Linked DNA regions of Homo sapiens: regions 1 and 2 are each linked to region 3. The links are chromatin loops, found by intact Hi-C in ENCODE. Cell type or tissue: sigmoid colon. All regions are shown on one strand. Region 1 overlaps ROBO1 (roundabout guidance receptor 1). Region 2 overlaps ROBO1 (roundabout guidance receptor 1). Region 3 overlaps ROBO1 (roundabout guidance receptor 1).

Region 1 (8,000 bases), 470 kb before region 3:
GCCTCACCCAGTGGATCTCGCATGGGGCGGCAGGTGGAGCTACCCGCCAGTCCCGCGCTGTGCGCCTGCACTCCTCAGCCCTTGGGCAGTGGATGGGACTGGGAGCTGTGGAGCAGGGGATGGCGCTCGTCTGGGAGGCTCAGGCCGTGCAGGAGCCCATGGCGGTGGGGAAGGGGCGGGGGGAGACTCAGGCATGGCGGGCTACAGGTCCCGAGCCCTGCCCCGCGGGGAGGCAGCTAAGGCCCGGCGAGAAATCGAGTACAGCAGCTGCTGGCCCAGGTGCTAAGCCCCTCACTGCCCGGGCGGCGGGGACAGCCATCTGCTCCAAGTGCGGCTCGCCGAGCCCCCGCCCACCCGGAACTCGCGCTGGCCCGCAAGCGCCGCGCGCAGCCCCGGTTCCCGCCCGCGCATCTCCCTCCACACCTCCCCGCAAGCTGAGGGAGCGGGCTCTGGCCTTGGCCCGCCCAGAAAGGGGCTCCCACAGTGCAGCGGCGGGCTGAAGGGTTCCTCAAGCGCGGCCAGAGTGGGCGCCAAGGCCGAGAAGGCGCGGATAACGAGTGAGGGCTGCGAGGGCTGCCAGCATGCTGTCACCTCTCACTTTGTATTCCTGTGGGCTTTGCTAGCCTCATTCCACTAAGGTAAGGAAAGGCCTAAGCTTTCTCTACACCGATATATGTTACAGTTAGAGCTATCTTACTCAAACGACTGTGTCCAGCCTTAGCTGTTAATCTCAGTATAGTGTTGTTAACAAAAACAATTCTACACATTTCCTGGACTAAAATAAAGAGGGACATTGTTCAATACAGTCAAAACTGATACTGGCCGTTATTCATAAGTGGAGATCACATGGCCTTGGAAGCATGTATGTTGATGGATTTAAGAATAATAGGAATTGGTTTGACATAGATTTGTTTTTTTAAAAAAAGCCTTTTGTGGATGTAATCATGGGATTACGAAGATTTCTTGCCTAACTTCAAAAATAATTTAATCAGTACAGGATAAAAAACTAATCTTTTAACTGAATTTGACAGATGCATGACAAAGTTTTTTCTGGTTTATTCTAAAAGCTTTGATAGCTAGGGAGGCAACCCTGTTGAAGAATTCTCTTTCACCTCAGTTTGATCTGCAGAGCTGCTCTCTCCACTGAAAGAATGAACAAATTGGCATAGAGACACTCATTTTCTAAGGGTCATCACCATTACTAGCTTTAGTAGTCATGGAATCACATTTGCATTTAATATTTTATTCCCTCAGAAGACATCAATGCCAAGAAATAGCTTTTTGCTCTGCTCTGTTCTGAAAGATGAAAAGCAGGGTCACTAGAACGGTGCCGGGTCAGTGAAAAAGTCATTGAGGTGGTGCTTCGTGAACTAGTTAAGAAAATAAAAATTCTGTAGGGCAGAGGTAGGCAAACATTGGCTAGACTTTGAGGACCATCCATTCTCTGTTACTACATCTCAAAAACCATAGAACAGCAACATTTTGAAAATAATACAGCCATAGTCAATAGATAAACAAATGAGTGTGATAGTTTTCCAATAAAAAATGACTTATAAAAAACAGGTGAAGGTCCACTCCATGGTTTGCCATACCCTGCCTTAGAGGTATGGTGTTGCCAAAACTTGACCAGCCAAGATCTTGCTAAATGTGTGAGTGAGTGGTGAGGGGTGTGGAAGGCTCATCTGAGGTGGAGGAGTGATGGTGGGGGAGGAAAGGGTGATGTGAGAGAGAGAGAGAGAAAGAGAGTTAGGTTATATTCTGAATATGCCAACGTAACAAAGCTGGTTTGACATTTCACATCACACCTTTATTGTGTTGCTAGGTCCCCCTTGCTAAAATGCATACGGTATTGGAATAGATGATATATTAGCCCTTTATCCCCCATTTAAATTTAGCCTCTCTGAAAAAGTGGTAAGTAGGCAAGTATGGAAAGCACCCAGAGCTTCTCAAGCTTATGTGACCATGTACTTCGCTAATATCATTCCTTTCTGTCCTCCTCAACTTGAAAATTGATTAATGAAAAAGGCGTTTCCTAGAGGTTGCTTTGAAGAGTAGACCTTGAATTCTCATTAGTAAAGAGGAGTCATCAGGTCTTCACGGACAGGATGATAGAGGGAGAAGCACGGTGACAGTCTTGCAAGGGCAGGTGCGTCACAGGAGCAATGAAAGAGGAAAACAAGAAAGACATCAACAACAATGGAGCTCAGCACCTCACTGAGGACAAATTAAAACTTGCGGCTGGGGCCAAGCCCGGTGGCTCACGCCTGTTATCCCAGCACTTTGGGAAGCCGAGGCAGGTGGATCACCTGAGGTCAGGAGTTCGAGACCAGCCTGGCCAACATGGTGAAACCCTGTCTCTACTAAAAATACAAAAAGTAGCCTGGCGTGGTGGCGCATGCCTGTAATCCCAGCTATTCCGGAGACTGAGACAGGAGAATCGCTTGAACCTGGAGGCGGAGGTTGCAGCGAGCTGAGATAGCACCATTGCACTCCAACCTGGGCGACAGAGCGAGACTTCTTCTCAAAAAAAAAAAAAAAAAAAAAAAAAAAAAGAGAAAACTTACTGCCGCATGGGATGGCTCACGACTGTAATCTCAGCACTTTGAGAGGCTGAGGTGGGTGGATCACCTGAGGTCGGGAGTTTGAAAGCAGCCTGACTAATACGGTGTAACCCCATCTCTAGTAAAAAATACAAAAATTACCCGGGCATACTGGCACACGCCTGCAATCCCAGCTACTCGGGAGACTGAGGCATGAGAATTGCTTGAACCAGGGAGGCGGAGGTTGCAGAGAGCCAAGATTGCGCCCCATCACTCTCGGGCAACAGATAAAATCAATCAATTAATTAATTAAATTAAAACTTGCCCAGTCATTGATCTTAATGAAGGTCTTAATAAAGATCTCCCAATCTCGGGAGATACTGGTAGCTACAAAAGCTGCCTCTTGTACCTAGTGTAAATTATCTGATATGTCCAATGACAAAACTCACATTACCATAACACAATATTTATTTTCTTATTCTGTTAATGTTTTAATTTTAAAAGAAGTTTCGAATCTTATTCTGTGTTTAATGATCTGCTTGTGGTCATTGTTTTGAAGGAATAAGGGAAAAATTGAATAAGGGGAAAGGTTGTGATTGTTTAATCCATAGACAGTATATACCACAATGTAAAATATGAAATTGAAATATTTATAAGAAATAACAAAAATAGCCTACAGGTTGGACTAATTGTCTTATGTATTATTTTAGCTCATTTAGCTTTAGTTTGCTTTACAGATGTATTTAGCATTCTTTAAATAGCCTAGGACTATTTTTAATTACTTTATAATTTCTGATAGACTTAGCCAGCTTAAATTGTTTTTAAAGACTGGTTTTGGGCCGGGCGCGGTGGCTCAAGGCTGTAATACCAGCACTTTGGGAGGCCAAGGTGGGTGGATCACCTGAGGTCGGGAGTTCGAGACCAGCCTGGCCAACATGGCGAAACCCCGTCTCTACTAACAATTCAAAAATTAGCTGAGCGTGGTGGTGCGTGCCTGTAATCTCAGGTACTCAGGAGGCTGAGGCAAGAGAATCCCTTGAACCGGAGAGGCAGAGGTTGCAGTGAGCTGAGATTTCGCCATTGCACTCCAGCCTGGGCGACAAAAGCAAAATTCCATCACATACACAAAAGTTAATAAAAATTTAAAAAATTAAAGAATGGTTTTGAAATGTAAGCATTTGTTAATGAGTAAACAAGGGATATAGTTGACTAAATATTCATTTTATAATTTTTCATATGGTAAGTGGAATCACAAATCTTTTTTTTTTCTTTTTTTCTGAGGCAAAGGTGAAATTTCGCTCTTGTTGCCCAGGCTGGAGCACAATGGCTCAATCACTGCAACCTCTGCCTCCCGGGTTCAAGTGATTCTCCTGCCTCAGCCTCCCGAGTAGCTGGGATTACAGGCGCCCACCTCCACACCTGGCTAATTTTTGTATATTTAGTAGAGACGGGGTTTCACCACGTTGAGCAGGCTGGTCTTGAACTTCTGACCTCAGGTAATCCACCTGCCTCGGCCTCCCAAAGTGCTGGGATTACAGGCGTGAGCCACCGTGCCCGGCCACAAATCATATTTTTTATACTATTAGTTGCGCTACCATATTTTTAAACTGTTTTTTAGGACAAGGTATACTGTCGAATTACAGAAATAAGATTCTCATCTTAAACCTATATATGCTTAAATTAGGTATTGTAAAAGATAAGCAACAGTAATATTAAAGTAAGAATCAACAAATGATGCAAACTGTTGAATTTATAATAACATAGTTTTAAGTGCCTACCGTAAATAGAATATATTTTGTATTTTGTACAATATCATGCATTCACACCTCTTCCATATGGCGGTATAAATTAGGAAAATCGATCTACATCAATATGTATTGAAATTATAAAATAAAAAATAACAGATATAATACAATAAAATGTTTTCTTTGAAAAGCAAATCAAAAGATGACAAAAATGCTTTTGAAAAATTATTTTTTCATATTTCTGTGAACACTGGTTCTTATTTGTTGATAGTAAAAGCTTTTCAAATTATCGTTTTTCATAAAATACTGTGTTGGTCATTCTAATTGTAGAGAGATGAGATTCGATGATAGTTTCATACAATCAGGTTAGGTAACATTGCTCAGCAAAAATTCGAAGCAAATAAAATTATATTCCTGAGCTATTTATTATTTCTACTATTCTTGTTATATGATTATATGACTAACAACACCTTCTTGGCCTTTAATGGCTATGAGACACTTTATTTTTATTTTCAAATTTTTGATTTTTAAAAATACCAAACCTATCAACTACAACAAATTAATTGAAAAGATTTTATAGTACTTACCGTTTTAAAAGAAAAATATTAATTTGTTTTTAAAATTGTAATAGTAAACTGAATTGCACATATTGAAAGCACCAAAATATAATTCAACTGCCTATCTTTAAAGTTCCACTAGAGGGCAACATGTGCCAAGATTTTTGTCCCTTCGCAGTTTCAAGGGGGATAATCAAATTTTAATCTTTTTTCATCAATAAATGTCATTTACTTAATATTTAGCATCGGTCAGCATTAATTGTTATTTTTATGATGCACATGTGGTTCTTCGTGAATATTGTCTCACTTATAAAAGATAATATTGTGAATGTTGCTCTGATTTCAATTAATCAATACTTTTCCAGTTACCATAATTACAAGAAGACAAAACACAAAACAAAAAAGATATTATTTTATATGTAATGAGTTTTTAAATCAAATAATTTCATATGTGTTTTAAAGTATAAATATGTTAAGGAGTTACAGGTTAACGAAAAATAAAATAAAAAATCTTGGGAGATGTTGGTAGTAAATTTGAAATTCAGTTTTGACAAAATAAAAGCATTTGTTCATTACACATTCTCAGAGACCATTTTAAAAAGAAAAACTGGTTAAATAATGTGTATCAGACGAACAATTCTCAATCTTTTCTGAGAAATAGAATCTGCTTGAAACTTGCAGCATCGCCATTTTCTTTAAGTCTTTCCAAGCAACATCACCCTAACTACAGCCTGTCCTCTCTTACCTTCTGCTTCTCCTCAGATTCTTTAATATTTACACTTTAAAAAAATCTAAATATGAGTAGTTGTCCCTGAGACAGCGATGTTAGAGAGAGCATAATGTTTTATCTTCTTTTGTTTGCAAATAACTTTTTCTTAAGAGAGCAAAGCAACATTGACAGGTTGGGAAGAGATAAACAACCAGTTTTGGAAAATGATAATGTACATTTTAATGCAATCATATTTAGAAACAATGATTTACATATGTGATAGTATACTTTAATTCCCTATGACAGATATTATACAGTAATGGACATAATTGTCACCTATTGCAATGAAATAGTAACATTTTCTCCATAATTTTTACTGAGTTAATAATATTACATTTAAAGGCTATTTTGATAGGTATAAAAATGATGGGTGCGGCCGGGCGCGGTGGCTCACGCCTGTAATCCCAGCACTTTGGGAGGCCGAGGCGGGTGGATCATGAGGTCAGGAGATCGAGACCATCCTGGCTAACAAGGTGAAACCCCGTCTCTACTAAAAAAAAATACAAAAAATTAGCCGGGCGCGGTGGCGGGCGCCTGTAGTCCCAGCTACTCGGGAGGCTGAGGCAGGAGAATGGCGTGAACCCGGGAAGCGGAGCTTGCAGTGAGCCGAGATTGCGCCACTGCAGTCCGCAGTCCGGCCTGGGCGACAGAGCGAGACTCCGTCTCAAAAAAAGATGGGTGCGCAGCATTATACCAAAAATGTAACCAGCAAAGATTTGTTTTTTTTTATTGTCAAATCACAATCCAGATAAACTATCGTTTTTACTTACATATTATATACATAGAAAGAATATACCTGTAAGAGGTTTTAAGTGCTTTACGAGTCTTTTTTTTTTTTTTTTTTTTTTGAGACAGAGTCTTGCTCTGTCACCTAGTTTGGAGTGCATTGGTGTGATCTTGGCTCACTGCAACCTCCAACTCCCAGGTTCAAGATATTCTCACTCCTCATCCTCCCAAGTAGCTGAGATTCCAGGCACGTACCACCACACCTGGCTAATATTTGTATTTTTAGTAGAGACGGGGTTTCACCATGTTGGCCAGGCTGGTCTCCAACTCCTAAACTCAGGTGATCCACCCGCCTTGGCCTCCCAAAGTGCTGGTATTACAGGTGTAAGCCACTGTGCCTGGCCTACCTATGTCATTTTTTAACATTCCTATTTCCCTACGCAATAAGTGCTATTATTTTATCTCCATTCATAAGTGAGGAAACTGAGGTATTGATGTTAGCGAAATAGATATTGATGTTAGCAAAACAGAAAATTAGAAGAATATATTGATTTATAAACTGAGATATAAGGAAAAAGAGATACAGAAAGAAATGTTCATTTTCAATAGTACTTCTAAAATTAATATATAAGATTATGAAGAAGTTTTGGAAAGTATCATTTTAACCGCATGTATCAAAGTTAGATAATATCAACTCTCAACAATGAATGGCAGAAATCAGCACCCTTCCACATAACACTTCCCCCTTATGTCTTAATTATATTAGTTTTATAAATATTTTAATGTCAAAGTTTAAGACTTTCCATTTAATTCTGTAACCATAATCCATATGGTTGCTTAGCCTTAGATATGTATTTAAATAGATCTTTTTCAGGATGTCATTTTTGAAACATTTATTTTCATTTCTGGGTTTTTTTATGTATTTCAAAAATGTTCTTTTCAAGAAGGAATTACATATTCCCCAAGTATTCTTGTGACTCTTGTCTATTATTTTTATACTTTGAAGCCAATTGTCAGAGTACACTTTGAATTACTGTTGTTATTGTTCGCCCCTCTTTATGTGATTGTTACTCTGGAGAATTCTGATAGGTAAGAATTGCCCTCTTGAATGAGATCTGCTCTTTCTTTGTCCCAATTACCATATGATTATTTATTAAATTACATTTATTTGTTCAAAAATGCTTATTAAATACTCATCTACTAAATATAGTATCTAGAGATATAATCATGCTTTTAAAAATCTGGCTTTCAGAGTATACATTCTAATCAGGGTAAGAGGCAATAAACAAATTATCTATCTATCTATCTATCTACCTATCTGTCAATCTATCTATGTCAGATGGTGATCCATTCTTTAGAGGAAAGTAAAACAAAGTGTAGAAATATTGGATTAGGTGTAAGCGCTGATGCATTTTCAGGTAGGATCATTATCGGAAGCCTCCCTATTAGGGGTCATATGGATAAATTAGTCTTGAGAATATCTGACTCAGTGATCATTTTGCATCAGTTTTTCCTGCAGTAACTGTTTCTTTTCAACTTGTGGATTCAAATACTCATTTAATATTTTTTTCTGTTATATCTTGAAATTGTTTTCTATTCGTTCTTCATTTTGTACACTTTTTTTGTGGAAACCAATTATGTTAATGCCAAAAGTGCTTTCTTT
Region 2 (8,000 bases), 340 kb before region 3:
TTCAGTTTTTCTGTGTGTATCTGAGGAGCACAGCTTGTTGACTAGCTATGCTTGCTAGGTGTGATAATAGAGAAACATTTGTGAAGTGTTAGCCCCATTTTATTGAAGCTGTTTAGAATTAGGGCAGTCTTCAAAGTCTTGTAAAAGAGATTAATACATTAGTTCATCTGCTGCATACATTCTGGGTCAGAAATAAGGCAAAGTGAAGGAATAATGGGTAGACAAGGAACCCCCTCAAGAGACACACAGATTACACATAAGGAAAAAAAAAACGTGTTTTACATATTAACAATGAAATAGATACTTCAAGCATGAAATACATTTAAGTAGACATCATTAGCTTTACTTCTTGGTAGTTACAAATATGGAACAGATTTTTAAATGAAAGTGTTAGAACTTGTATTTTAAGTAAACCTAAAGCTTAGTATCAAACACAACTGCAGCCTCTGTCTACTCTAGCTGCTGTAACAAAATACCACAGATTGGGTCGTTTCAAAAATAAAGAAGTCATCAGTAAACAGAAATGTGTTTTCTGGTTCACTATTTGTGTGATGTGTTCAACAGAAACCCAAACCCCAGTATTACCTGATAAACCCATATAACAAACCTGCGCATGTACCCCCGAAACTAAAATAAAAAATGTAAAAGAAGATAAAAAAAAAAATACTAGTTTTTACAACATGCTAATATACCATCTATATTTTAGTATACAATGCTTCTATAGACTATGTTTTACATGTTATATGATATGCTATAGCTAACACATTAATATACTCAAATAATGAAAAAAAAATGTATTTTCTCACAGTTCTGGAAACTGGAGAGTCCAAGATCAAGATGCTGGTAAATTCAGTTTTTGGTGAAAGCATTCTTCCTGGCTTGTGGATGGCCAGCTTCTCACCTTCTGACTATGTGTTCACATGACTTCTTTTGTGTGTGTATGTATTTTTCTGAGGGGTAGGGGGGAAGGCAGAGAAAGAGAGAGAGAGAGCACGTGAGCATTCAAGCCAGCACTCCCACATCTCTCCTTATAAGAATGCTAGAGGCCAGGCGCAGTGGCTCACTCCTGTAATCCCAGCACTTTGGGAGGCCAAGGCGGGCAGATCACGAGATCAAGAGATTGAGACTATCCTGGTCAACATGGTGAAACCCCATCTCTACTAAAAATACAAAAAAATTAGCTGGGTGTGGTGGCACATCCACCTGTAATCCCAGCTACTCGGGAGGCTGAGGCAGGAGAATCGCTTGAACCCGGGAGGCGGAGGTTGCAGTGAACTGAGATCGTGCTCCTGCACTCCAGCCTTACAACAAAGCAAGAGTCTGTCTCAAAAAAAGAAAAAAAAAAAAAAGAATGCTAGAACAGGGGTCCCCAACACCCTGGCTGTGGACTGGTGCCAATCCATGGATTGTTAAGAACCAGACCGCATAGCAGGAGATAAGTGGCAGGTGACAGGTGAATCAGCATTACCCACTGAGCTCTGCCTCCTGTCAGATCAGCTGCGGCACTAGATTCTCATAGGAGCACAAACCCTATTGTGAACTGCACATGTAAGGGATCTAGGTTGCCTGCTCCCTATGAGAATCTAATGCCTGATGATCTGAGGTGGAACAGTTTCATCCCAAAACCATCCCCCACAAGTTGGTGGAAAAATTGTCTTCCAAGAAACTGGTCCCTGGTGCCTAAAAGGTTAGGGACCACTGCACTAGAACATTAATCCTATCAGATGAGGGCACCACCCTTATAAATCCATTTAACTTTAATTGTTTCCTTAGAGGCCAGATCTCCAAATTCTGCCTCCTTGGAGATTAGAGATTCACTGCACAAATTCAGGGGACACAAATATTCAGTCCATTAACAGTCTCAAAATACATTATTTTGTTCTCACATACTTTCTTCATCCTCAATGTTTATATATTACCCTCCGCACTTTATATTCCTTCAAGAACCATTTTTTTTTGCATGTTTACATGTGCATTTTGGTATTCTGTGTCTTTACGTAAATTCAAAATTTCCTCAGCCAGTTTTATATTTTCTATGAATAACCTGGCTTGCCTTATCTTCTGTTTCTGTTGTGCATCACTTTCCATCTACTACGTAAATGGAATATAACTACACATTACCTTCATTTCTTTTACCGGTTTCTAAATTTTCTAAAGGGTCCATTATCTTATATTTATTTGAAACTTTAAATTCTGTCTTCTGGAAATAGGTATTCAAATATGTTTCCAGAAGCTATATCTGGCAGGTTGATTAAATATTAATATCTAGTTCAACCATTGTGGAAGACAGTGTGTCAATTCCTCCAGGGTCCAGAACCAGAGACACCATTTGACCCAGTAATCTCGTTACTGGTTATACACCCAAAGGGTTATAAATCATTTTACTATAAAGACACACGCACACATATGTTTATTGCAACACTATTTACTATAGCAAAGACGTGGAACCAACCCAAATGCCCATCAATAATAGACTAGATAAAGAAAATGTGGCAATATACACCATGGAATACTGTGCAGCCATAAAAAGAGAATGAGTTCATGTCCTTTGCAGGGACATGGATGGAGCTGGAAACCATCCTTCTCAGCAAACTAACCCAGGAACAGAAAACCAAACACCACATGTTCTCACTCATAAGTGGGAGTTGAACAGTGACAACACATGGACACAGGGAGGGGAACATCACACACTGGGACCAGTCAGGGGGTGGGGGGCAAGGGGAGAGAGAGCATTAGGACAAATATGTAATGCATGCAGGGCTTAAAACCTAGATGATGGGGTGGTAGGTGTAGCAAACCACCATGACACATGTATATATCTATGTAACAAACCTGCACATTCTGCACATTTAGCCCAGAACTTAAATAATATATATATAATACATTATTATAGATAACATTTTTATATATATATATAACTTACATCATAACACCCTGTTGAAGAAGTAAAGAAGTCGAAAAGGAATTAGGGTAGTACAAGACATGAATATCAATCCCAGGGTTCCCATGTTGTGGACGGATGACCATGGGCTGGTCATTGAGCCTACTGAGTTTGTATTTGCATATCAGAAACACACGGATGTTGTATAATAATTGTCTTACCCATGCATAGGGTTTTGTGAATATAAAGGGAGAATATATATGGAGAATAACATGAAAAAGTTAGTTGTGTTTTAAAGGAACTTTTTTTTTTACTTGAGACATGTTCTCACTGTCACCCAGGCTGGAGTACAGGGGGGCCATCTCAGTTTACTGCAACCTCCGCCTCCCAGGCTCAAGCCATTCTCCCACCTCAGCCTCCCTAGTCACTAGGACTACAGGCACATGCCCACTCCTGGCTTTTTTTTTTTTCCAATTTTTAATAGAGACGAGGTTTCACCATGTTGCCCAGGCTGGTCTCGAACTCCTGGGCACAAGTGATTGACACTCCTCAGCTTCCCAAAGTGCTGGGATTACAGTCATGAGCCACTGCCCAAAGAGACTATTAAACATCAGGTTTTATAAAGTTATTTTCCTTTTCTTCAAAAGAAATGTAAACATGGAAAATACAGAATATAAACTTCTATGTGTTCAAAATATTAAGCATGGCAGGGTTATCTCTCACTTCTATCAGGTCTTAAAATGTTTCTCTTATGTCTTTATATTTTTGTCAGACTTTCAAGTTAGTAACTACTTGCAAAAGTTTTAGAACTGCAAATTTATTAGATTATTATTCTTGAAGGAATCAGTTTTACTTGAACGTACTTAAGGCCAGTAAGTAGCATACTTTCTTCTTATTGCAATAATCTTTCCTCTCTGCAATGGCATAATGTTAGAATTAGACCAGAAATCTGCTCATTCACTTGGGACTAAAGATCAAAAGAAAAAAAAAAAAGAAAGAAGCCTCTTTAAAATTTGCAAGTAAAGGGATCATGAAACTGTACACATGTTGGTCCAGCAAAATCTAACCTTTCAATAAGAGACTCTCTGAGAAGTTTGCTCTCTTACCCACAGAGGGCAGACCTATGTAGCAAATAGAAAATGGGTGTTTTCTCATTGTACTTGCTAAAATCAATATGAAGGATGATTATTTAAGCTCCCTTCATGAGAATTACATAAGGTTAGAACAAGAGTGTAGTTAGGAAGGAGAAGAAGACAGTTTTATAGCTGACTTTTCCCAAACTGTGTAAAGGAAGTTGCTTGTGTAAATTAGCCAAAGGGATTTTACACATGGAACTTATTCGAGTTGTGCCCATGTTTATTTTTTCCACAGGAGGGATTTAGATTTCTATGTGATTAGCAGATTGGCTACAGCTTGCTGAATTTTAAAGCAGGAAGAAGGAAAAAGACAGTATCTCTCTGGATTGAGTTTTGTGGCTCTCTCTGTCTTAAAATTCACCAGTCCTACTGGTTTAAGATTGTTCATTTTGATGATGTATACACAAAACAATATTTTCTCATTTTTTTCCCACTATTTAGATTGCCCCATAAGCTGTAGAAGCTGACTTTTGTGAATGTTATCATATGAACTGACAGGATAGTTGAAGGTACTGGTTATGCACAATAAGTGTTTCTTTGCAAATTTGTGCATACCTTAAACATTTATTAATCAAATCAGATTTAAAATGCACTAATGAGCAGGTGTTACTTAAAGAATTGCTGCTGTAAATTTTATTGAAAAACTCTTTCATCATGTAAAAACAATCAGGATTTTGATCTGTTGGGGGTATCTAAGTACCTAAAAGCAGGTCCCGCCTGCATTTAATTTCTTTCTGAGAGACAGAAGAGCAAAAAAGGTGCAAGCGGATTTAAGGATCCACAGTCAGAGCAGGTAGTTTAAACTATACTCTAAAACAGTAGAATGTGGGAGAGGAAGGAGCAGCAGCAGGGTGAGACAAGCTAAAGAAGGTGCCTGAGGGAAGAACGTGAAGTGGATGTTTGTAGCAACAGAACAAGTTCCTGTGGTTAGGGAAAGTCTGGTTCTCAGGCATAATAGCCTCACACCTGGCAGAATTTTAGGAGGTTGTTTTGTAGTACCTAACAGCTCAGAGCTGGGAGCTCTGAGCTCCCAGAAAACTTCCTCACCACCCCTTGGGCTGGTCCCTGAGCCCACTGAGTTGCTGTTTCTGTGGGTTGCAGGCAGTCTACTCTCTTTTAATGCGCAGATGGTAGTAATAGCATCAATTAGTTGCATAGTAGTTTGCAGTTATTTTTAGAAAATTATTTTCCATGCAGTCTCTCTTGTGATCTAAACAAAGGGTCTCTAGGACTCTAGCATGAATGAATTTATCAGGCAACTGTAAAAAACACTATCTGGTTGTGGCAAAAGAAAGGCAAAGGAGGTCATACGCAGTGGCTCACGCCTGTAATCCCAACACTTTGGGAGGCCGAGGTGAGCGGATCATTTGAGGCCAGTTGTTTAAGACCAGCCTGGCCAACACAATGAAATCCTGTCTCTACTATAATTAGCCAGGTGTGGTGGCACGCACCTGTAGTCCCAGCTGCTTGGGAGGCTGAGGCACCAGACTGGCTTGAACCCAGGAGGCGGAGGTTGCAGTGAGCGGAGATCATACCACTGCATTCCTGCCTGGGTGACAGAGTGAGACTCTGCCTCAAAACAAAACAAACAAAAAAACCTACCTATTATTCATTCATCACTCATTCATTCACTCAGCATTCTCTGTGTGTAAGCAGTATGCTAGGCACAAAACAAGCACGATCCCTGTATATCTTCATGAAATGTATGGCTTAATAAAGGAAAATGATATTAAGCTACGAAACTCGTAATACTTAATTACAAATTGTGAGAAAAGTGAAAAATGCTGTTCAGGGCCCCTGAATAAGCAATGATTTAATCTGAGAACTCAGGAGTAATATGTACTTTCTATGTGCTGAAACTGATAATAGGGAGGTACTATTATTATTCACATTTATTGTCTATTATAATCATCCATGTTTTATAGATGGAAAAATCAAGAGGTTGAAAGGTTGAATGACTGTCTGAAACACATTTTAACGAACGATGGGTAGACAGTAGTCAGGCAAACTGTGTGGGGGATCTTCTAAGCAGAGAAATCTGAATATAATCTTCCAATTCAGTCTTGCATAGATCTTTTGGACCCTTGAGCAGTATAAAATATCAGAGTCAGCATTGCTGCTCTTTATATTATTGGTGATAAGCTTCAGGGAATTCTAACTGCAGAAATTGTCTGAAAATGAGATTAATATCAGAAAGGAATTGTTGTAGGTGGCCCCTGAGCCAGTGGTCACTTGAAAGCTGGAAATTCCCTGATTCCATTCAAACTGAGTCAGTCTCTAACTCCTTCTGATAGAGACCAAGGACAGTGAGTCAAGAGAAAAAAAAAATAACATACTATGTATGACACTTCCTGCATGTAAGATGTTTTAATTGTGTTCAGCTATTTAGGATAATTACACCTAATCACATAATTCCTGTAATTGGTGAAGTGACATAATTTAGATGTTTAACAAGAAATGTAGATTAAATAATTATAATGTATAGCTGCAATTTATGGATAATGATGGGCAGATTTTAAACTTTACAAAATAGTGTAATTTGAGCTTTCATGGAAATGTGCCTCACCATTTCTGTTTCCTATTTCTGACCAAGTGCAATAGCTCTGAAAGCTATATAATGTAAACTTAAGAGCTTCCCCCTGTTTCTAAGACATCCTTAATATAGAATATTCTTAAGAGACTAATGTGGTTTTAGCCTTTTAGCAGGAATCTAATATGAACTGAACTACCTTACAAGGAATTTAGGATTCCAGCTGTTTCTTCAGGGAAGTGAACGTCGAGAGGATTGAAAACTCGGCAAACATCATTGGCAAATGTGACCCTGGAACTCTCGTTCATGTGTTAATTAAATCATTGAACAAATATTTATTGGTGGCCGTTATGTGCCCTGTGTTGTGCCGGCCAAGTGCTGGGCATTCTATTTGGAGTTGCGTCCAAGAGAGCCAAGAAAAGAGAGGCGATGAGTAAGGAGGGCATATAAAACATTGCTCTCTTGCCAAGAGAGCACTAAGATAAGGGACTTTTAACATGGAGCTGAAGTTGTGAATTTTATGAGGACTTGCAGTAGAGTGGTGAATGTCAAAGTCAGAAAGAGGAGGCTGGAAACAGGGTTAGAGGTGAAGAGTACATTTCTTTTAAGTAGTTTCATGGTGAATCAGAAGAATGAAGTCAGACAAGAATACAAAATGGAGGCATTGAGTTTAAGAAAAACTATTGCCCTCCCATACTCCCAATGAATAGGCTTCCTTGAATCCTGTTAGGAAGAGTAATAAACAGCAAAACTTTGTCAAATCTTTCATGCCAAAATTTTCCTCATCCATTATTCGATCACCCTAATCATGTGAGGTATGTGCTATTATTATTCCCATTGTACAGGTAAGAAAACTGAGGTTTAGAGGGCAGTATCTTGCCCCCACTTGCTAAGTCTTAATACTAAGACTAGTAAAGAACTCCAGGTCTGCCTGACTCTGGAGTCAGCATCTCTGTAGGAAGGCTTTGTATAGGTAGAATTAAACATACAAGGATGAGAGTGCATAACCAAAAACTCCCTGTCCTGAGAAGTCTGGAAGAGATGTAACCCAATGGAAAAGTGGAGGGAGAAGCCTCAGTGAAAAGTAGTACTCTTTTTTTTTTTTTTTTGAGACGGAGTCTTGCTGTGTCGCCCAGGCTGGAGTGCAGTGGCGCGATCTCGGCTCACTGCAAGCTCCGCCTCCTGGGTTCACGCCATTCTCCTGCCTCAGCCTCCCGAGTAGCTGGGACTACAGGCACCCGCCACCACGCCCGGATAATTTTTTGTATTTTTAGTAGAGACGGGGTTTCACCGTGTTAGCCAGGATGGTCTCGATCTCCTGACCTCGTGATCCGCCCGCCTCGGCCTCCCAAAGTGCTGGGATTACAGGCTTAAGCCACCGTGCCCGGCCCTGGGAAAGTAGTACCGTTTTAACACGGAGAGTTAAAAATAGAAGTGCAGCTGCAAGTTGATA
Region 3 (8,000 bases):
TGAAATGGAAGAGGAATTATTTGAAATATAGGTAATAAGGCTGAAGAAATCATGGTATATTCATACAGAGAAGCCCTTGATGAGTGTCATTGTATTCTAACGAATACCTAGAATATTTAAGAAACACATTTGGTTAATTAAAATTAATTCTGAAAGCATCAATAAATTTTGTTTCAAAGGATAACAAATGAGAAAATATGTGAAATAGCCAACTGTGTCCACCCTATTTGCTAGTCTGCTTGAAATCTAGATGTGATCAGTTTCTCAACTTTGTTAGGTATTTGTTTTCATCCATAAGGTTTAATTTTCATTCCCATGAGAACTGAAAGAAATTTTATATATACTCTTTAGAGCCATCCTGTTAGGTTTCCTCAGAAACACGTCATCGATTTATAGACACAATTTGCTATGAGAACTCGAGAATCTGCAACATTTCTCTTTATGTGCTGCTCTGGAATCTAAAAATTCAATCCCACAGGACTTTTTAATCACTGAAAAGTTTTCACCCCTTGTGTGTTCAACTTTTCATATCCAGCATAGTGTAATGTGAGCCATACCCCAGATTCTGCCCTGGATAATTCAGTAATTCTTAACAGCTGACTTCAACTTAAAATATCGAATTTGAGGCACACAGAGACCTTCTTTACTTTGGGTCATTATAAAACTCCCAGTCAATATCTCTTTTTTTTTCCAGAAAGGAAGAATAAAGGAAACTGATAATTTTACTATGCTTGTATTCTTATGAACATATTGACATCATTATCTGATTTATATCTTAGTGATATAAAGTGTTTGTGGTTTTAATAAATTTGTGTAAGACCATCTACATAAAGATTCCTTCCAAAAGCAAGTATTTCTTTGGATATGAGACTTAAAAGATGTTTATATATGAAAGGCAGTATATATTCTACTCTGTCTGACACAATGTTAAAATTAAGGCAAGTTAATATTTAGCTCTTTCTGCCACAGAGAACCAGACCAGTGGTTATCAAGTGGAAAGGAAAAGATGAATAAATTCACATCACTTGCTTTTTATTTAAGGCAAAATTCATCCAAATAAAGATAAAATATACTGATTATATAAATGATCATTTATTTACAGACTTGTAAAGAAGAGAAAAGAAAGAGAAGATGAGGAAAATAAAAAGAGAAAAAGATTAACCTTTTTATGTTTATAAACATTTAGAAAGCGAGGTATAAGGACATAAACTTTGATATCTTGTTCTAGTTCTATAGAAAACTCCCATTAAGTTAGATTAATTTGTTAACCCATGTCAAAATTTGTTGCAATTTCTAAATATTGTGGTTATATTATAAAGAGATGAACATGTTGCCTCATCAATTTTAAAGAAGATATTTAATAAGTACATAAACAGATGGTTTTTTAAAATATTAATTATAAGTTAACATATCTCTAAATAACTTGAGATGCTTGAAAACTGTGGAGTCCTTTAGTTAAACACTTTTAATGGTCCCAGATAGTTTTGTTTGTGCAGTAAACAAGTTTTCGAGTTGTTTAACAAAAGCTAAATTTCAAGTTACTTCTTTTGGAAATTGGGGAATTTTCAATTAAAAGAATGATATGGTAATCTTTTTCTTATTAATGCTTTTTTTTTTTTTAGATAAAGTCTCGTACTGTTGCCCAGTTTGGAATGCAGTTGCACAGTCTTGGCTCACTGCAGCCTCAATCTTCCAGGTTCAAGTTCAAGTGATCCTCCCACCTTAGCCTCCAGAGTAGCTGGGACTAGAAACATTCACCACCACCATGCCCCACTAATTGTTTTTTTTGTTTTGTAGAGATGAGGTCTCACTATGTTGCTCAGGCTGGTCTTGAATTCCTGGCCTCGAGTGATCCTCCTGCCTGGGCCTCCCAAAGTGCCGGGATTGCAGGCATGAGCCACCTCACCCAGTTCTCATTATTCTTTCATGGATATCGTCAATAATTCAGTCAAGCCAGCTTTCTATTTTAACATTTCCATAGAAATTAACAAAGTAAGTTAGATCCGTAAAAGTGACAGACCTACCTGAGGGAGTTACTTATGAATAGCGCCTGCTGCCTACTGCAAAAATAGGAAAGTAAAACAATAGTTCTCATAAAAATTCTCCAAACGAAGAAATAGAAGAGACTTGACTTAAAAGTTGAAAAGAGCTTTAATTATTATTATAATACTCATTTTATATTTTTCAATAAAAATAAATATAAACATACTGAAAACATTTTAAATTTAGGAAAATAAAAATATATATTCCTCACACTAAGATACCAACGATTGCTATTTTGGTGTATTTCAACATAACTCTAGTAACTCTGTAAATATTGTATCTTTCTTATTTTTATTCTAAAAGTAACACATGCTGTAAAACTTAAATAGTATGGAAATATATACTTTAAAAATTACTGGTTTTATTGTCTGTTTCACCAACAAAGTTGATATATATTACACAAAATTGGGCTCACATATTCTAGGACATATATATTATTTTTTAATGTGGTATCCTGGATTTTATGTTATTGCTTCACAACTTCCTTCACCCAATAACACACAGGACACCTTTTTTGTCACTACCTATAAACTTATGTATTCCATTTTAATTACATAAAATGTAAGATTTAGATTGCTAATTTTATCCTAAGCAACTCATAAGTTTTCAAGTAGCTCCCAGTTATTATTTTTAATGACTGTAATATTCAATTTAATAACATACCATTGTTAAGTTCTTTGTTATTTTATTAGAAATTTAGACCTCTTCTAGTTTTATCCTCTTTATTCCCACGTTGTTTTAATACCACCATAGACATCTTTTACTATATATGAAATATTTCCTTAGCTTCCTAGAGTTGGAAATACTATATCAAAGGGCATGATCACTTTATAATTCTAATACAAATGGTTTCCCTCCTTCGTTCTTCACTCCCAGAGACTACAAAGGGTCATAAAAAGACCATGCACCAGAAGTCAGGCAGACCTGGCTTCTGACTAACAGGCCATCCTGTGTAAATGTGGAGACGTTTTTCATCTCTGTGAATCTCATTTTTCTATGTTCCTGAGTCTTAAGATACAAACTGTAAAAAATTCTGAGTATTAAATATGAATAACTGTAAAGGCAAAGGGCATCTTTTTAAACCTCACTTGTGAATTGGGAAGTAAAAAAATATGTTTACATCATTTTGTTATAATAATAGTATTTTCTAGGATGAAACTTTTTCCTCTGTTTATGGAGAACCAAAGGCCTCAAGAGATTTAAAGATTTGACTGAAAATACATTCTTGGAGAGTTTGAGATGTGAATACAATCTAGATCAGAGGTAGTTAGAGTAAATTATAAAGCACTATTTGCTCCAGAAATTTTTGAAAGGATTGACAGTTGTTTTGGCAGGGAAGCCATAGTGAAAAATTATGCTCCTGATTTGTAATAGACACTAGTTCTGAGGGTAGAATAAGAAGGTCGAGCCGGTGGGATAAAATCCTATTTCAAAGAACCATGGCTCGAGTTTTACAAATGCTCCAGAAAAAGCACTTTGAGAAATGAAGACCAGAGTATTTTAATATATATTGTAGCTGAGATGAACTATTGAAAATATAAAATAAATCACAAATTCAGAATACCAGTCAAGATTTTGAAAAAACAATGACAGCTTTGCTTTAAACTTTTAACCCAAGTGCATTTTAGAAAAACCAGCAAGGCCACCCTAATGATAAAGTCTGTATCTTCTGCCCTGGATGATAAGGATATTCTTTAGAAATCTTTTTGAAATAAATGTAATCAAGCATTAAAGCAGCATGTAGTGGTAAAATCAAACCAGGTGGATTAATTGCTGTATGCATTTTGTATTCCTTGGGGCATTATCACTTTTGTTTTCATTAAAGAATTTACACACCATTATATAACAATGTTGGTTTTCCTCAGTGATGTGTGAATCATATATAAAGAATGCTTCAACAGAGAATGAAAAATGTGAAATAAGTCACTCTAATTGGTAAATAACTCTTTAAATTTTATGTAAAAATGCTAAGAATATTCTTTCAACTAGGTAGAAGTATTACTTTAAAGAAATAAACACACTAGAGACATCATAATATTATAAAAATATTCCACAAATGTGCCAACAATTGGACCATACATATCTTGTTGGAAAATCCCCAGAATTCCTGGACAATTATGAGACTTGCAATTATCACTTTAAAATTATGTAATTGTATTATCTTGAATTAATGAGTGTTTAGGTTTATGTAAAATAATCAACTTTTCAGCTAATACAAAAACTAAAATCTTAGGAGTTTTGAAATTTGTGAGAATATTTTTTAAAATTCATGTTTTAATGTTCTACCACTCTAATATATTGTTTTATTATTTTGAGCTGTGTCATCTTCCATATTTAATTTTCTAAGGTCCCATCTAGTTAATGAACAGAAGTTTTTATTTCTCATTTTCCAGCCAGCAGAGGGCAATAGAGCATTGTGTACTAAACATCCTCAACCAATTGAAACATTTCATAGGGGAGGGATTTTCTGCTATGAACAGATAAGAACATAAATTAAAGAGACCTGCTATCAACTTCTATTTCAATAGGATGTGTATGTGTATGTGCACCCCTTGAGTTTTTGATTTATGTTTTTGATAATTTATTATGACTATAGTGAACTCATTATCTGAAATTAGTCCACGGGTACATGAATAAAAAACTAGGAAATAGCATAGTGGTAAATGTTATCCAATCTTTAGAGAACATTTCAAAAACTACAAATGTTTGTATTTTTCAAGAAGTTTCTATAGAGAGAGATTCTATTGCCATTTCATAAAGGGTAGTAAGTGAATTATCTGAGCTAAAAGAAAACTTCTCATCTTAAGTTTTTGCAAATAAATGGTTTACTGGTACTTACTTTAAGCATCCATTAGTATACCCATTCTAAACTTAATTTATTAAGTTAAATTTATTATATTATTTTTCATTTTTAAATCATTTTATGATGGACAAATGAAATCTATTTCTCAAAAACTATGTGGGATTTAGTATAATGTGCAATGGAAGAAAAATCTTGATAAAAATCTAATTTAAAGAACAATGTAATATTTTCTCTCAATGTTAAATTAGTTCTGAAGATATTATGTACCCTGTATTGTGTATTAAAAAATAATTTGCTCAATACATATCGTTGTTATAAGGTCAGGGAATGTCTGGACCTCCTAGCTTTAAACAACTATGATTCTTTCATTCTAGAAGCTATTGTTTCCCTCTCTTAAGCCTTATCTACACACAAATAGGTAAGCATTTAGAAAGCTCATTTCATGACACATAAGTATATACATTGAATATGTCCTTTTCATTTTTTTGGCTTCATACCCTATATAAGCCTGTGTGTCCATCTCACTATTGTTTAAGAGTATTGGGTTTTAAAAATACTATATTAATTGCAAACTCCCTAAATAAAATCAAATTGAATTATTTAGAAGAGTACTGTATGTAGAAGTGTTATAAATTGTGTTTATGGTTTTCTGAACAATCTTTTAAGCAACAATCTTTATATGACTTCCCTTATTAATTGAAAAAGTGTTCAGTTTTCTACTACTAACTATAAACTTAATCTTGAGCTTTCTTTTTCACGATGAAATCACAATAATAATAATCAATTAATGTTTGATGATTGCTAATTCCGTTACAAGCGCTTTATGTGTATTACTTGTTTCAATCCTTGCAAAACCCCTAGAAGGGGAGAACTATTATGCTCTTCACTTAATATAAAAAGAATAGGTGCTAGCGATATTAAGAAACTTACCCACCATCACCCAGCTAGTCAGTGACAGAGATGGACATTTGTATTCTTACCCACTTACACATTTTAGAAATGAACATTGTGCTTCGTTATTATTCTACATATGCACCTAAGCATTTTATTTTTCCTGCTCCAAAGAGCAAGTTTAAGTAAACTAACTTTTAAGTTGCCTGAGATATTCCTTTATCTTGTAGATCACTGGAAGAGGAATAATACATGTTATTCATGTGGTTTTTTTCCTGGAGAAATCTCAAAGTACACATATATATTCAATAATGACTAACAAGACACTGAAACATATCAATAGACTATATTTACTGTACTCATTCAAAGCCACATCCACACAAAAGCAAAATTTTGTTAGTTCTCATTTCATCATGTAAACTTGGGTAGCATTTAGAAATTATCACCATATAAATGTTTTGATTAACTCTCAATAGCTTACATCTAGCTAAGTGTCCATGCCGATTCAATGGTGCACTCTGCCTTACCATCACATATCACCTTTATTACCCTACTGAATTCAAGTATGCATGAAGGTAAATAACATATTGGGGCCGGGCATGGTGGCTCACGCCTGTAATCCCAGCACTTTGGGAGGCAGAGGCGGGTGGATCACCTGAGTTCAGGAGTTCAAGACTAGCCTGGCCAACATGGAGAAACCCCGTCTCTACTAAAAACACAAAAATTAGCTGGGTGTGGCAGTGCGTGCCTGTAATCCCAGCTACTTGGGAGGCTGAGGCAGGAGAATTGCTTGAACCCAGGAGGTGGAGGCTGCAGTGAGCTGAGGTTGCACCATTGCACTCCAGCCTGGTCGACAGAGTGAGACTCCATCTCAAAAAAATAAATAAATAACATATTGGAAAAAGATTGCCTCTTTATATAAAGCTCTAGATGACAACATATTAGAAGAATGTAATTGCATTTTCTTTATGAAGATGTATAAGCATTTAGTAATGCTTTGAAGATGTTTGTATAGAATTTTATAATAAATATTTACAGTACTCTCCCATATAGTAGGTACAGCATTGCTTGACTAATAACTTTAGAGCCTAACTGTACCCAAATCATAAGGTACATGCCCACCATCTTATATAATCCTTACATAAACCAAAACATTCCCCAGTGTATATTAAAGTTTAACTAGAGCAGAGTTACTCAGTCTAGATACTATTGACATTTTGGGCAAGCTTATTCTTTGTTGTGAGAGGGAGACTGTCCTATGCAATGGAAGATGTTTAGCAGTATCCCTTGCCTTAACACACCAGATGCCTATACCACCTTCTCACCACCTCCTCCACTCCTCTTCCCAGCTGTGACAACCACAAATGTCTCTGGACATTGCAGAATGTCAATGGGGAGGGATTACAGTAAGGGGGTAGAATCACCCCTAGTTGAAAATACTGAAATGGAGTAAACTTTTTAGCAATTGCCGGTTTCCATTAGGAAATGGATAGTTAGATGAAATGCCAAAAGCATGAATGCCCAGATATCTGCAATCTGCAAATAGACTTTCTTCTTGATCATACTTTTTGTCTAGCTAAGTGTTTTTCAAAACTTAGTATACTACACAAAATTGCCAACACAAAACAATGCTTAATGTACTTTGGGAAGAGAGAAAATACCATTGGTAAGCAAGTCATTACTTCCACTGTTGCGTTTACAAGATGTACAGAAGAGACAGGCTTAAGAGATATATTTTTACAGCAATTATTTGTGATCAGTGCTATGGAGAAATAGTCAATGTTGTTCTAGGATCATCACACAGAAATCTGATATGTAAAGAAAGGCTGAAAATGGCAGGTCTAGGTAGGCTTTCCTGAGGAAGAGACTTTGATCTGAAACTTAAAAGATAAATTGGAGTTACCCAGGGGAAGTATGGGCCAAATGGCAAATTCTTCAAACTGTGTTCTCGTGCTTTAATCACATAGCTTCTACCTTTAAAGCACATTTAATGATATTCTAGGAAATATACACGTCTAAAGAAACATCTCTGTATGCATTGCCAACTTTTAAGTTACTATTATTGGAAAATATTAAGGGGAGCAAGATCAGAGAATGTAGTGTAGTGGACAATGTGGTTTATTAATTAGACTTTGTCAAGTGTTCTCTACATTCCAGTATAAGTTAAAATAAACTGATAAATATTCACCATTATTTAAGACAGATGGGTTTTCCAGATAAATATCTGATTTTTTAAAGCGACAAAATTACTAATCTCAAAAAA

Evidence for each region. Peaks named below come from ENCODE experiments on the same cell type or tissue, not always from the same donor. Only the 100,000 strongest peaks of a DNase experiment are listed, where the experiment ranks them.
Region 1: a loop joins it to region 3, with 4 times the contacts of the local background. A loop is called at or near these places in 3 of 110 quality-filtered maps.
Region 2: a loop joins it to region 3, with 5 times the contacts of the local background. A loop is called at or near these places in 4 of 110 quality-filtered maps.

What each region holds. Positions count from the first base shown.
Region 1 is chr3:79,494,672-79,502,671 of GRCh38, reverse strand. The region is part of intron 2 of ROBO1 (roundabout guidance receptor 1); the gene reads left to right. Among named protein-coding and RNA genes, the nearest start is that of MIR3923, 9.2 kb to the left of the region's middle. In sigmoid colon, a CTCF peak has its summit at 4,958 (motif pointing right); no DNase peak of the experiment used is centred here.
Region 2 is chr3:79,365,553-79,373,552 of GRCh38, reverse strand. All of the region lies in intron 2 of ROBO1 (roundabout guidance receptor 1), which reads left to right. Among named protein-coding and RNA genes, the nearest start is that of MIR3923, 140 kb to the left of the region's middle. In sigmoid colon, a CTCF peak has its summit at 3,964; no DNase peak of the experiment used is centred here.
Region 3 is chr3:79,029,350-79,037,349 of GRCh38, reverse strand. All of the region lies in intron 3 of ROBO1 (roundabout guidance receptor 1), which reads left to right. Among named protein-coding and RNA genes, the nearest start is that of MIR3923, 470 kb to the left of the region's middle. In sigmoid colon, a CTCF peak has its summit at 4,427 (motif pointing right); no DNase peak of the experiment used is centred here.